Linked DNA regions of Homo sapiens: region 2 is linked to region 1. Evidence: chromatin loops called from intact Hi-C (ENCODE). Cell type or tissue: endothelial cell of umbilical vein. All regions are shown on one strand. Links, peaks and the distances in the headings refer to the core of each region. The heading gives the core; the rest is flanking DNA.

Region 1 (7,782 bases), core at 2,397-6,396:
TCTTTGATGTTGGTGACCTTCAGATCGGGTTTTTGTGTGGACATCCTTTTTGTTGATGTTGATGCTATTCCTTTCTGTTTATTTGTTTTCCTTCTAAACAGTCAGGCCCCTCTGCTGCAGGTCTGCTAGTGTTTGCAGGTCCACTCCAGACCCTGTTTGACTGGGTCCACTCCAGACCCTGTTTGACTGGGTATCACCAGTGGAGCCTGCAGAACAGCAAAGATTACTGCCTGTTCCTTCCTCTGGAAGCTTCGTCCCAGAGGGGCACCCACCAGATGCCAGCCAGAGCTCTCCTGTGTGAGGTGTCTGTCAACCCCTGCTGGGAAGTGTCTCCCAGTCAGGAGGCGGGGGGTGGGGGGGTCAGGGACCCAATTGAGGAGGCAGTCTGTCCCTTAGCAGAGCACGAGCACTGTGTTAGGACTTCTGCTGCTCTCTTCAGAGCCTGCAGGCAGGGACATTTAAGTCTGCTGAAGCTGCGCCCACAGCCGCTCCTTCCCCCAGGTGTACTGTCCCAGGGAGATGGGAGTTTTATCTATAAGCCCCTGACTGGGGCTGCTGCCTTACTTTCAGACATGCCCTGCCCAAAGAGGAGGAATCTAGAGAGGCAATCTGACTACTGCGGCTTTGCGGAGCTGCAGTGGGCTCCATCTTGTTTGAACTTCCCTGTGGCTTTGTTTACACTGTTAGGGGAAAACCACCTTTTCAAGTGTCAGAAATGGTAAACACCCCTCCCCCGACCAAGGTCGAGGGTCCCAGGTGGACTTCAGACTGCTGTGCTGTCAGTGAGAATTTCAAGCCAGTGGATCCTAGCATGCTGGGCTCCATGGGGGTGGGATCTGCTGAGCTAGACCACTTGGCTCCCTGGCTTCAGCCCCCTTTCCAGGGGAGTGAACGGCTCTGTCTCGGTGGTATTCCAGGTGCCACTGGGGTATGAAAAAAAACTCCTAAAGCTAGCTCGGTGTCTGCCCAAACGGCCGCGCAGTTTTGTGCTTGAAACCCAGGGCACTGGTGGTGTAGGCACGGAAGTGAATCTCCTGGTCTGCAGGTTGTGAAGAATCTGGGAAAAGCATAGTATCTGGGCCGGAGTGCACCATTCCTCATGGCACAGTCCCTCATGGCTTCCTTGGCTAGAGGAGGGAGTTCCCCGACCGCTTGCACTTCTGGGGTAAGGCAATGCCCCACCCCACTTCAGCTCGCCCTTTGTGAGCTGCACCCATTGTCTGACCACTCCCAATGACATGAGGCAGGTACCTCACTTGGAAATGCAGAAATCACCTTCCTTTTGTGTTGATCTCACTGGGACCTGCAGACCGGAGCTGTTCCTATTCAGCCATCTTGCCAGCCACTCTCTAATTCTCTTTTTACTACCAAATCTCTTAATTAGGCTGCGCTGTATGACCCCATGAGCTGTGGAGAACTAACTGTGAGGAAACGTCAGGTCATCTGTGTTTTGTGATGATATTCTGCAGTAATGATTAGCACAAGCTGTTCAGCTGACATGGATTTGTTTTTAGTTTAAATAAACTTTGTTTTTTAGAATGGTTTTAGATGTACAGAATAATTCAAAGCTAATACAGAGTTTCCATATAACCTGTATCCAGTTTTTCTTATTATTTACATCTTACGTTAGTATGGTACATTTACAAGTAACAATACAGTATTATTAACTAAAGTGTGGACTTTTTAAAGATTTCCTTAGTTTCTACCTAATATCCTTATTCTGTTCTAGGATTCCATCCAGGGTGCCATATTACATTTACTCATCACGTCACCTTTGGCTTCTCTTGGTTATGGCAGTTTCTTAGACTTTCTTTATTTTTGGTGACCATGACAGTATTGAGGAACACTATTTAGCATTTTGTATGCTCTTAGCTGGGATGAGTCTGATGTTTTTCTCATTATTAGATTGGTGATATAAATTTTGGGGAGAAAGACTGCAGAGGTAAAGTGTCATTTTCATTACATCGTATCAAGAGTATATACCATTGACATGATGTTGACCTTTATCACCTGGCTGAAGAAGCATTTTTCAGTTTTCTCTACTGTACAATTACTCTTCCCCCACTACTCCTGCTTTCATACTCAACTCTTTAGGAAGTAGCCCACACTTAATAAATAAGGAGTTATGCTCCACCTCCTTGAAGGCAATATACATACATAACATCTATAAAACCTCAGCATAATTATTAGGAATTCTTCTGCACAAGATAGTTTTCTCTTCTCCCTTTATTTACTTAATCAATTATTTATTTATATCAGTATGGACTGATACATATTTATTTTGTATTTTGGGTTATACTCCAATACGTCATTTTCTTTTTTTTTTTTTTTTTTTAGCTCATATTGTTCCAGCTTTGGCCATTGGGAGCTCTTTCAGTGGCATCTGTGTTGTCAACCCTTACGGCATTTTTTTTTCTTTTCTCCCATCCCCTACCCCATGCCTTTTTTTTTTTTTTTTTTTTTTACTTCCTTACTTTCTGGAACTACAAGACCCAGACTCATGTATATTTCCTGCCTTTGTCCTAGAATCAGCTATTTCTTCAGGGAACCCTGCTTCCTTTCACTGGAGGATATTGAAAATCAAGATCTGGTACTAGATATGCTCATTGCTACTGGAATGTCATTGTTCTTCTACATCCTCTTAGTTGACAGAGCAAGAAAATTATATATATATTTATATATAATATATATAAAAACCATGAAAATATAGATATCTATAAATATTTTTATGAAACATTCTATATCCAGATTAAGCTAAACATTTGTTTATACTAATGTCTTCAGCTGTAATCCATTACCAGGTGGAGCATTCTGTGTGAATAGATGGATTATAGCCTTATGTCCTTGTTCATCTGCACACTTCCACACCAACAGTGAAAAACTTGGCTCCCATAATTCTCCATCCATTTATTTGTTTAGATTCAGTTCAGACTCCCAACCCCTACTCACCCACAATACTAAGTAATGTAGCCTTCTTGGGGTGTTATATCCAGAGCCCTTTGCTAATCATCTCCCTTCAGTTATGTTAATTTTGATCACCCAGTCAAGACATTGATTTATATTTATTATGTTCTCCCTTGCAAGAAATAAGCAATGTGTGGTCATTTTCTTTGAGACCATACAAACATCCTGCTTCTCATCAAACTTTTCCCCATTGATTCTTCCCACAATCTTACAGTGATGGTTGTAAAGGGTGATTTTCAATTCCATTACACCCTGCACTCATCAGTTGACATTCTACCAGAAGGAAGAGCCTTTCCTTCTCTCCAGCTGTCTGCCTATGTATGTATGTATTTATTTATTATAAGTATAGACTCATGGATTCTTAATTCAATGAGTTGTAATGAATGAATTTGGGTACCTTATTGTTTTACATTTGTCAAGTAAGAGCTCCTGCAAGCTGGTTCCTATATTTTTGTTAGACATTGTGAAATTCCCCTACATAAGATTTACACCCTTTTGCCTTCCTGAAAATCATGTATAAAAATGGGCCTGTTTTTCTTCAGCCTCACCAACAAGCTTTTGTTTTTTTGTCAAACTGATGGATGAGAAATTGTTTTCAATATAATTTTAATATGAATTTTCCTTTTATGTAAAATTGAACATATTTTCATATTTTAATGTAATTTTATATCTTTTTTGTGTATTTTCTATTCCTGTCTTTTGCCCATTTTCTAGAGTACTTTTGATCTCCTTTCATCAACTTTTAAAAGTTCTTTATAAATTATGAATATTAGTTCTTTATATTATTTGCAAATATTTTCTTCTAATTTATTTGTCCTATCATTTTGCTTATGGTGTTTTTGCCATTCAATTTTTTTTAGTCAAATATGTCAATTTTTAAAAACTGCATCTGGATTTTTAGTCACAGAAGGCCTTTTCTACCCTCAGATTATAGAGGAATTATAGAGGAATTTATCCATCAAAAATTACTTGTATACTTTTACTTATTAAAAATCTGATCTATTTGAAGTTTGTGCTTACTGGATGACATGAGGAATGGATGAAAATTTATCTTTTGGAAATGGCTTTCCAATTGTCCCAACAGCACTTATTAAAATGTTCTTTGCTGCCCCAGCATTTTGAGTTGCACCTGTATCATATACTAGAATAATTTCCACCTGTGGTCAGGTCTTTTGCTGGACTTGCTGTTCTGCTTCATTGATTTGCATGTGCATTCATGTTCCAGGACCACACCGTTTTACTTATACAGATTTTGTGGTAGGTTTTAATATCTGATGTGGCTGTTATCTCCTCACAACTCTTTCTTTTCATTGTTTTTCTTGATATTCTCTTTTGGCTATTGTTTCATGTGAAAATTCATGTGTAGTAAAGTTCATTTGTTTATTTCCCAGGGGAGAAAAAGCTTATTGGTTTTTTTTTAATTGGGATGTCACAAAATTTATAAATTGACTTAGTGAGTACAAACATCTTTTGATGACATTGAGACATCCTAATCAAGAACCAGGAATGTCTTTCCATTTGTTCAAGTCTACATTTGTGTTTTGCAGAGTGTTTTATTAAAGTGTTGGTCCTATAGGTTTGAAACATTTGGAGTTTATTTCCAAGTATTATCTCTTTTTTCCATTGTTGTTGCAAATGAGGTTTTTCTCTACCATTATATCTTTTAAGTCACCCAGTGGTTCTTAAAGTTCTGATTAAAAGCACTACCAACTGCATTCTTTTCCATTTGAAACAACTATCTCAGTACAGCCAGACTGTGTGTTATGCATCAGAGATATTTCTTCCATGAGTAATTTCCTCTCTATCAGCAGATACATTTTAAACTTCACACATTACTGTTAACTAGAATCTACTGGAACCCTTCACTATCTAGAATTTAAAAGATCAACTACTATCAAATTAGAATATCATTCTGAAAACTCTGAGTTGCTCTTTGAATCAAAGAGAGTCAAAGAGTCAAAGAGAGGAACAGGACCAGAGAGAAGCCCCAATCTCCTTAGCAGTATGTCAGCATTTGGAAGTGCAGCTCTTTGACTAGGTTCATATACAGCATAGGGGTCCCTGTTGCAGATCCATAAAGCCACTGGTCCTGAGTTTCTACAAGTCAATCCTCTTTATAATGCATGAAAGCTGAAGTGTGTTTAAGTATTTTACCATACAGAAAGTATTGGTAGTTTCTTCCCTGTCCATGGAAGCTGCAGTGCTTCATGTAATCTTTGTGTTTGACATTTTTCTGTCTCCATCGACGCATTTGAAGTTGTGCCAGAGGTGGATATCTGTCTTTTTTTATACTTAATCTCTCAACTGTGGGTTTGCATGATTCATTCGAAAACATCATTTGGGGGTCGTGGTGATTATTTATGCAAAAATTCTGAGTATTTGCATAGTCATGAGATTTTAATGAAAACTTGCAAACCATTTTTTACAATTTACTTCTAACGTTGGTTATATCCTACATTCACTAAAAAAGAGATACTGAAAAATACTTAAAAAGAAAGCAAATTTTTGGGACCCAGAATAATGCTGAAGTAAAGCCAGAAATTCAGTTTCTGTAATCTTGAACACTTACTGGGTTTGGGCTGATTCCATAGGGAGCCTTATGTGTCTGTTCATTCTTTCCTGCTCCAGATTTTATTCTTACAGTACGCTTTGTTGGAATAGTTATAAAAGCAACTTTTTAATAATAAGAATTTGTAATATAGAACTAATGACCTTTCAACACCTAATTTAACAAAGGTAATGTAATTTTGCTATCTAGCGTGGATAGGAAGTGGTTCTTATGGCTAATTAAATAATCACGTTATGAAACCATTTCTATCCATTCATTCACATATGCACACATGCATGTGTACACATTTATTTTTTGTTTGTATAATTTATTTAGTATTTCATAACTATGATGGTACTTCTGATTATTGACTTCAGGACCATCACTAGGTGCCAGACACTATTATAAACAAGGTATTTATTCTTCTTAGAAGCCCTAGTAAGTAGTTGCTATTATTATCCTACATTGAACAGATGAGAGAACTGAGGCAAATTAAATAACTTGCCCAAGTTCAACCAGGTAGTAAATGTTGGCAATTTAATTCCTGAGCTCTTAACTACCACATGAGTAACAATTAGAAGAAGTGAAGGCTAAGATTACTAACATGACAAGCAACAGATTGCTATTATTATTATTGTTTTCTTCATCAGTTTCCTGATGTCCATTCTGATTTCCTTTTAGTTTGCTTATACCATTATTTATTGGTATTTATGAGACTTCCAAATTAGTTTTTTGTTCATATTTTCCTTGTCCACTGAACTAGAATGAGGTTCAATTCAGTGTCTTTTCCAGTATTTTATAAACTTTCACATACCTCTTACCCATAAATAATTTTTTAAAAAATTAAGGACAAAAATCCTCTGCTATGGTTTGGATGTTTGACCCCTCCAAACCTCATGTTGAAATTTGATCCCCGGTGTTGGAGGTAGTCCCTAATGGGAGGTGTTTGTTTGAGGCATGGGGACAGATACCTCATGAATAAGACTAATGCCCTCCCTAAGTGGGTAGGGGGAGTAAGTACTTGCTCTAATAGTTCCTTCTAGAGCTGCTTGTTAAAAACAGGCTGACACCTCTCCTCAGACTCTCTTGCTTCCTCTCTCACAATGTGATCTCTGCACATGCTGGCTCCCCTTCACCTTCCACCATGAATGGAAGCAGCATGAGGCCCTCACCAGAAGCCAAGCAGATGCTGGCGCCATGCGTCTTGTACAACCTGCAGAACCTTGAGCAAAATAAACCTCTTTTCTTGATAAATTACCCAGCCTTAGATATTCCTTCATAGCAACACAAAGTAGGCTAAGATGCCCTCAAAAGATTACTACCCATTAGAGGATATTTAATGAGGAAATGGGCTAATAATTATGGGTTTGATGGTTACAAGTTAAAAGGAATGTAATGATAACTTACTCTTTTCTCTTTCAACTCTCCGCTTTGTGAAATTTTGTGACCTCATGTGACAAAAGGAGATTGTAGAAGTAGTCTTATAGACATCCTTAGTGATTTGGAAAACTGGCGAAGACTTGTCATTGTTTACTGTTTGTATATTTCTAATATGAATGGTGGTGGTAGAAGTGATAGAAGCAATAGTACCAGTGCTTGTATTCATTCACTTAACAAACAGTTTTTGAATACTTACTGAGCGCCAGACACTGTTCTGGGTGTTTGAGATATACCAGTGAACAAAGCAGACAATGATTCACTTCCCTTACAGAGCTTACAGTTTAGCTGGAGGAGACAGCCAATAAACAGTAAACATGATTGATAGATAGGTACATACAAAGCTAGATGAATGATAGAGTATGTTAGAAGAATAGGTCTATGGAAACAAATAATATTACAGTTTTAAGGGAGTTGATGAGACTAAGAAAAAAATAATCATATAGTGGTTAAGGAAGTCAGAATGTGTGCGTGCATGTGTGTGTGTGAGTAATCATATAGTCATTAAGGGAGTCAGAGAGAGTGTGTGTGTATGTGTGTGCACACACACATGCATGTAGGAAGTATTAAATAGAGATGTCAGGGAAGAGGCTCATTGATCTTAAAGTACTGAGGAGATAACCAAGTGGCTATCTAGGGGAAGAGCTTTCCAGAGAGAGGGAACAGTTAGAGCAGTCTCTAAAGCAGCAGTGAGTCTGGAATGTTTAAAGAACAAAATGGGATATCACCACCAATCCCACAGAAATACAAACTACCGTCAGAGAATACTATAAACACCTCTGCGCAAATAAACTACAAAATCTAGAAGAAATGGACAAATTCCTGGACACATA
Region 2 (7,782 bases), core at 1,950-5,949, 220 kb before region 1:
TTTTTTATTTCCTGGCTAATTCTTTGTGATTTGATTGAATGGTGCAATCATTATTTTTGTTAATCATTTATGTTTTGGTGGGTCATGGCTCTCAAGTGCATTTTACCTTCAAGAATGGGAGAGCTTCTAGGAATGTGTTATTAGAATTATTGTCCTCTGTGCCCCCTAGAAAGGCAGTGAGTCTTCTCTTTTTTTTTTTTTTTACTGTCACAAATATGTAAGCGTGCGCGCACGCGCACACACACACACATCTGTAGTAATTTTCTAGGTTATATTACGTTCTTAAGGAGAGTGAATATCAGAAACAAAAGTAAGAGGGAAGTTAGAGTTTTTATGGTGAGAAAAGGAGTATTGCAAGGTGGGTTAGGGTTGGAGATAGAGGGCCTGATTGTTGGTTGGGGATCATATGTATCTTCTCTTGGTGAGGCAAGCCTCAAGAACCTTACCCATGTGTCACAATTTGATTTTATCTACTTTCCTAGGCCTTATTTGACTAAGACATAGTTAATTAGTATCAATATTTGTATTAACAATATTTTCTTGTTTTCTGTTTCTTTGATGCTCTGGCACCTGGAGTCTAGAAATAGCAAACAACTAGTCAGGGAATGAGCCTCTCATATGCAAACTTATCAGTCAGAACTCACCCCTCTTCCCTCTGCTGGGCTCTTATGCTCCCAGCCAATATTCCCCTGCCCTCATCACCCCAGCGCCATGTACCGGACAACCAGAGCCCACAGAAATGATTTAAACCAGCACATCCTAAGCCCCCTCAGCCTGCTTACCCTGCCTTGGCCATTCCTTCCCACAAAATCCACAATAAGGGCATGAGCCTGTGTTTTTCCCTTGTTCCCTCTGCCTCTTGACCAACGCTGGTGCTTCCCCATGTGGCCCTGCCTGGCATGTCATGCCTCCTGTTTCAAGGGATCTGTGAGTATAAGAACTTCTTCCTTTTTGACAGTCATTTCTGTCCCTATGTATCCTGGATACTTTTTTTTTTTTTTTTTTTTGGAGAGACAGGGTCTCACTCTGTCACCCAGGCTGAAGTGAACTGGTATGATCATAGCTCATTGTAGCCTCAAATTCCTGGACTCAAGCGATCCTCTTGTTTCAGCCTTTTAAGTAGCTAGGACTACATGTGTGTGCTACCATGCCCAGCTAATTTTTAAATTTTTTTGTAGAGATGGGGTCTTGCTAGGTTGCCCAGGCTGGTCTTGAACTTCTGGCCTCAAGCGATCCTCCTGCCTTGGCCTCCCAAAGTGCTAGGATTATAGGTGTGAGCCATTGTGCCTGGCTCCTGGGTACATTTTTAAATAGTATCGAAGACATTTATTAGGGGATGGTGTGCTTCTAGTCCACAAGGTTTCAACCTTGTGCAAGTTGTTCAATGCCTTCCTAACTTTGCTATTCCTTGTGGGAAATATTCAAGACCTGTGTGCTTGTTATCCCTTTATTTGGGGTTTTTAATAGGAATTCCTGTCTCCTTTATTAATAGGGTAATTGTGGCTGCAAAAATTTAGAAGGAAGCCTGAAGATTCCTCTTTACTCTGTTCCTTAGGCCTGGAGCCTTTCAAAGTGGTTTCCCAGGTTTTTGGATATCATGGAACACAGAAATTAAGCAACACCATAGAGCTCTCTACTTTTGTCACACAATACACACACATACACACACACAGAATTATTTATCTTACTATATTGAAAATGCTTTAAATAGAATATTTTTTACAGGTTGACTATAATGAAAAAGGAAAGGCTAGGCACATTGGCTTATGCCTGTTATCCCAGTATTTCGGGAGGCTGAGGTAGGAGGATGGCTTGAGCCTAGTTAGAGACCAGCCTGGGCAACATAGTGAAAATTCATCTCCGCAAAAAGTAAAAAAAAAAAAAAAAAAAAAAAAAATTAGCTGGGCATGGTGGCATGCACCTGTAGTCCTGGCTACTCAGGTGGGAGGGTCACTTGGTCCAGGAAGTCTAGGTTGTAGTGAGCTGTGATTATGCTACTATACTCCAACCTGGGCTACACAGGGAGACCCTGTCCCAAAAAAACAACAACAAAAAAGAACTACTGTATATTCTTCTCTCCTCAGAGTTGTAACACTTCAACACTGTTCTGTAGTTCTAGAGTATCAAAGGAGATAGTACAAAACATCTTAACAAAATCTGTGGGAGTTAAGATAGTTAATAATAGGGGCAATGCAAATTCCTATTTCAGCTGAACCAAAACTCAAGCTGGTTTTTAATCAATTGGTTTTTACCAATGAAGAGAAAATAAGCTATAATAATTTTCAACACATCAAGTTTTTCCAAGGCTTTGAAGCTTCATACAAATGTGCATATAGACACAATGGTGTCACCTACCAAAGTGATAGATACTGGAGTCACTGTATAATCATTGCATATAAGATTATGCTGATTGAAATGAACCTTCTTCATGGAGGTGAGTGACAGAAGGGTGAAGCAGGCAGATACATTTGCTTCTAAGAGCTTCTATAAAACTGTCACTAACTCTTTGTCCTAGAGTTCCTTGACACATGAATTAATCCTTAACTTTCCATGGCTTGAATTTGAGCCAAAACACACAGATGTAATCAATCCAGCCTAGAGTTCCCCAGTGGAGCAAGTGCTGATCTGTGTACTGGATCATGTACTAATGTATAGGAACTCAAAGTATATCCTTTAGAGTCAGAAAAATGTGGCAGAGAAGGGATATGTGTTTGGTTTTTAAGTAATCTAATTGTGTTATTGATTTAAAATCCTCATACTGAGTTAATCCATTTATGCATTAGAAATCTATATGAAAAACAGTCTTTCTTATGCTTTACTGTTTTCTAAGAGGAAATTATTAATACGTTTGTGTTGATTATAGTGTTAATCATTAATGGGCTGATAGAGAGTAGGAATAAAAAATGTTTATACTGAGATGAAACTCAAATACTCTCTATTTTATGTGATGGTTAAACAGTTAATACGTTGTTATCTAGTCCGTTTTTTAAGGGTGGATTATTTGTGCCTCTCCTTTGTAGACCATATAGGGTAACTTTCTGATGTTGCCATGCCATTTGTAAACTGTCATGGTGCTGGTGGGAGTGTCTTTTAGCATGCTAATGCATTATAATTCGTGTATAATGAGCAGTGAGGACAACCAGAGGTCACTTTCATTGCCATCTTGGTTTTGGTGGGTTTTGGTCGGCTTCTTTACTGCAAGCTAAAACAGCTTGCAGTAAGGTCTTCATGATCTGTACCTTGTGCTAACCTCCTATCTCATCCTGTGACTTAGAATCCCAAGCCATTTGGGAATGCAGTCCAGCAGGTCTTAGCCTTATTTTACCCAGTCCTTATTCAAGATGGAGTTGCTCTGGTTCAAACGCCTCTGACAAGCCCAGGTTAGGTGTTGCACTTTCCCAAAGTTCTCAATCTCTGTTTTTATCACCCTGCTGGAGTGTGCTCAGTTTCACCTTCCCTGCTAGATGGCTAGCTCCATGCAGGCAGGGTGTGGGAGGATGCTCACAGCCATGTTTCCAGCATCCATGCCCAGCTCACAGAAAGTGCTTATATTTTGAAAGAAAGAATGAACAAAGGGCTGCTTTCCAGTACCAAGGGACTCTGTCACATATCTTGCACTTAGCTGCTTTTGCTTCTATTGAGATGAAGATTAATTGGTACATTTGTTAAAGATGTAATTGTTTTAAAAGGTAGTCAAGAGGAAAGATGACTATTGAAGCCTCTGTGAATAATTTAATTAGAAAACCTACCTTCAGAGCTCATTAAGCTCACCCCTCATGGAAGCCATTATTCCCTGCTGTGAAAAACTATGACTCAGCTTGCCTTCTGTTTAAAATTAGTTGAAATTGTTTGGGTTTTTTGTTGTCATTGGATTTCTGTTGGAATACTGTGACTATTATTGCATATCCTGTGATTAAGCTTAACTTCCTGTGCATGCCACGAAGAAACTAAGTTTAGTCACAAGATAATGGTACGCGTTCACATTTCACCCTCATCTCTTAATTGCATGCCTTCTACTTGATTGAAGTATCACCATGATTCAACATTCAGCCACCTTTTAAAAATTTTGCTGTCTTCTTTCTATTTTATTTGGTGATGAATATTTCCTGTTAGTTTCTAGCAGACTGCATTTGACATTTCATACATGCCAACCCAAGGCAGCTTCTAAGATTTCATTCAGAGTTGAGTAATTCTGGTGAATAAAGAGCCAGGAATGAACTGAAATGACCATATTTTCATGTACAGAAGTTTCTTGAAAGACCTTAAAGAGCTATTTGTAGCAGGTTATTATTATGTGTATGTCATTGGTCTTCTTCAAACATGACAATTTGTAAAAACAGTTTGATTTTTAAGAATTCAGAATAATTTATCAAAAAATGACAATTAGTATGTATTGGCATTTTAAATAGTTACTGACAATATAGAAACTACTTATATTTCATAGAATAAATATTCTACTTTCATGTTGTATATTTCAAGGAATCTATTTTAACAAATTAAATTGTATTCTGGTAGCTACAATGAATTCAGTTTATGTCTTTTGAAACCATGATATTAAAAACAGAAAAAAGGGAAGAAATTGTTTAATTTATATTCCACAAGCTGTTGGTAATTTTTTTGTTGTTGTTAATTCTTTTTATTGCTGTCACTGGACTTGTGAAAAAGAAAAAGAGGTTTAATAAAAGAAATAGCAGCATGGGATATTCACTTATCTTTTGCTGACCTTTGGAAAGTTAATCAAATTTGTGCATGTGAAGTTTGAGGACCATGGCATAATGGAAACCTTATTTTTATTTTTTATTGATTTTTTGAGACAGGGTTTTACTCTTCTCTCCCAGGCTGGAGTGCAGTGGTGCAATCTCAACTCACTGCAACTTCCACCTCCCAGGTTTAAGTGATTTTCCTACCTCAGCCTCCTGAGTAGCTGGGATTGCCGGCGTGCACCACCATGCCCAGCTAATTTTTGTATTTTTAGTAGAGATGGGGTTTCACCATATTGACCAGGCTGGTCTCCAACTCCTGACTTCAGGTGATCCGCCTGCCTTGGCCTCCCAAAGTGCTGGGATTACAGGCGTGAGCCACCACACCCTGCCTGGAAACCTTATAAATATAGCTTGTTGGGGACCCAAGGAATCTCAGAAATTGGCATTTTAGTTCAAGCCTTTTATTTTACAGAACAGTGTAGAATTATGGTAAACAGATGGATTTTGGAGTTCACAGCAACCTGAGTTCAAACCCTAATTTACTGGGCATGTAATTTGGGTAAACTGTTTTATCTCATTTAGAATCAGTTTTTTCACTTATGAAATGGGGTCCAATGATACTTATCCTGAAAGGTTGTTGTTATTAAATGAGATAATATAGTCATGCTGCCTATGACATAGTTTTCAATAAGTGAAAATTATAACATTAGTAATAACTGTAAGGGGATATAAAGCACCAAAAAGACTAACCAAGTTACAGAAGCAGCCCATTGGCACTTCCAGTGGTGGACCTGAGCTGTAATCCTCCTTTTTAATTTTTGTAATATAATGAGATGTTAGGCAACTCGTTTCATTTTGTCTCAATTTTATCAGTGTTAAAAATAAGTAGAGACGGGTGGGCCTAGTGGCTCATGCCTGTAATCCCAGCACTTTGGGAGGCCAAGTTGGGTGGATCACCTGAGGTCAGGAGTTTGAGACCAGCCTGGCCAACATGGTGAAACCCCGTCTCTACTAAAAATACAAAAATTAACCAGACGAGATGGCGCATGCCTGTAATCCCAGCTATCCAGGAGGCTGAGGCAGGAGAATCACTGGAACCCGAAGGTGGAGGCTGCAGTGAGCTGAGATCATGCCACTGCACTTGAGCCTGGGTGACAGAGCGAGACTCCTTCTAAAAAAAAAAAAGAAAAAAAGTAGAGGCTATTTCCCCTTCTTTCTTTCCCAAGGACATGTTGTACATAGAGTTAGAGCTAGATTGGAAATAATACCTGTAAGGCAATTTAGACTAGGTTTTTGCTTTTTCAGTTATATGAATGATATATATGTAGAATGATTAAAAATTCATCAAAGTCTTCTTGGAGGGAAACATTTAAGGAAAAAGGCTGAATAAAAGTGGAAAATTAGCATTGTGTAGCCAAGTGACTGTCAATGGCTAATTTTGACCCACAAGGGGAATAGTATGATATTGCTTAAAACAAAAGTGTGCAGAGTTCTTAGAGCTTTACCTGCTTCCGGAATTAATGTGGATCTACTTTACTCTTCACTCCATTCCATCCTGTCCTTTGTGGGACCCATGTGTGAACTTAAAGGATATTATGGATTTGAAAAGAAAACCAACATGAAAAGTGAAAAACAATTGACGTTCTGCATAATTGATTCTCTTTGATGATTTGCATAATATAAGCATGGCATGGTATAGTATTAAGATTACTGGGTTTAGAAGCCATTTGCCTCAGTTGTGATTTTGCCTTTTAAAGATTGAGGTTACTTAAATCAGTCAGTTGCCTCTCTGAGGCTCTTTAAATTGGATTTAAGGAGCTTCAGATAATAGTTTAGCTCAGGAGATGAGGATCAAATGAGATATAAGAAGTTTTGTAAATTCTGAAATGCTTTTGAAATAGAATGGAGTGATGGTATTTGAAACTATATTTAACATTGTATTTTATTCACCTTTCAAAAATTTTCCTTAATTTGGCCATCAGGGGAAAAAAAAAAACAACTCTTTTAGGGTGGGCCTGATTATCAAAAAGATGTTGACCAGCTGTTCCTGAACTTAAGATAAAAGATTAAGCTAGATGAATGAGATTTATAGTAGAGCACAAAGGGTTTAGGTTTAAATAGAGTCCAATCAGAGTTTTGATTTGTTTGAAGCTGTAGTGTTTTTCTCAGGAATATTATAAATTTTTCTTTAGGTGCTTTTAAAAACTAAAAATAGATTTTTCATCTGTCTGTATTGGGTTAGGTAGAGTCCTGCTGAAGATATAAAGATGATTAATATCTTTATATTAGCAAACCTCTAATGTTTGCTTCTGACCCAAGAGTTGTACAACCATTTAATAAGTCAGTCTGGAAATAGAATATAGAATCTGAACTCCTTGTAAAAGTAATAACTGTAGTTTTAAAAGGTCCTGCAGAATTTTACAATAATTAAATTGAAGAGATAAGCTGAAACAAAAGTCATTGCTTAAAAGTCTTTGTAAGAAAAACACTAACTTTCTATAGCTGTCTGTTTTGAAGTAAGCTATAGTAAAGTTCTCAATTTTATTCCTGAAAAATAAAAATTATTTACATCAACTTGTCATATATAAGGAGATTGCTTGCATTGGAGTTTTCAGTGTGTATGAATTCTACATTATCTATTGTTGACCTTTTCATATTAGAAAATGAAGTCGCTGACAGTGATTGTACATATATGTACACAAGTAGTGGGGGAAGACCACTGCAGTTCTACAAAAGGCTTCCTTCTATATCTTACAAGAAAATTCTGCCCTTTGATTTTTCTTTTATTACTACTGCTGCTGCTACTACTACTGCTGTAGCACTTGTGTGTCAGGATTTGTTCTAGGTGCTTTAGATGTATTAGCCCATTTGATTCTTATAACAGCTTACTGAATATGTACTATTACCATCCCCATTTAGGAGAGGAGAAAACATGTACAGAGAGAAGAAGCCCTCCTAGGGACATAGAGCTAGTAGGTGGCAAAATGGCACCTTGTGTTGTTTGGTCCAGAACCTATGCCCCTGCCACTCTGCAGTCTTGCCTAGTAATAATCTACCACACTGGCCGTTGCATATAGTC

Evidence for each region. Peaks named below come from ENCODE experiments on the same cell type or tissue, not always from the same donor. Only the 100,000 strongest peaks of a DNase experiment are listed, where the experiment ranks them.
Region 2: it touches region 1 in a loop (14-fold over the local background); 1 of 110 quality-filtered maps calls a loop at or near these places.

What each region holds. Positions count from the first base shown.
Region 1 is chr4:53,098,451-53,106,232 of GRCh38, reverse strand. The region is part of intron 5 of SCFD2 (sec1 family domain containing 2); the gene reads left to right. Among named protein-coding and RNA genes, the nearest start is that of SCFD2-AS1, 180 kb to the right of the region's middle. In endothelial cell of umbilical vein, for the core only: no CTCF peak of the experiment used is centred there; DNase peaks (open chromatin) are centred at 2,532, 4,722 and 5,202; H3K27ac peaks cover 3,939 bases.
Region 2 is chr4:53,317,646-53,325,427 of GRCh38, reverse strand. All of the region lies in intron 2 of SCFD2 (sec1 family domain containing 2), which reads left to right. Among named protein-coding and RNA genes, the nearest start is that of SCFD2, 45 kb to the left of the region's middle. In endothelial cell of umbilical vein, for the core only: no CTCF peak of the experiment used is centred there; DNase peaks (open chromatin) are centred at 2,567 and 3,947; H3K27ac peaks cover 2,547 bases.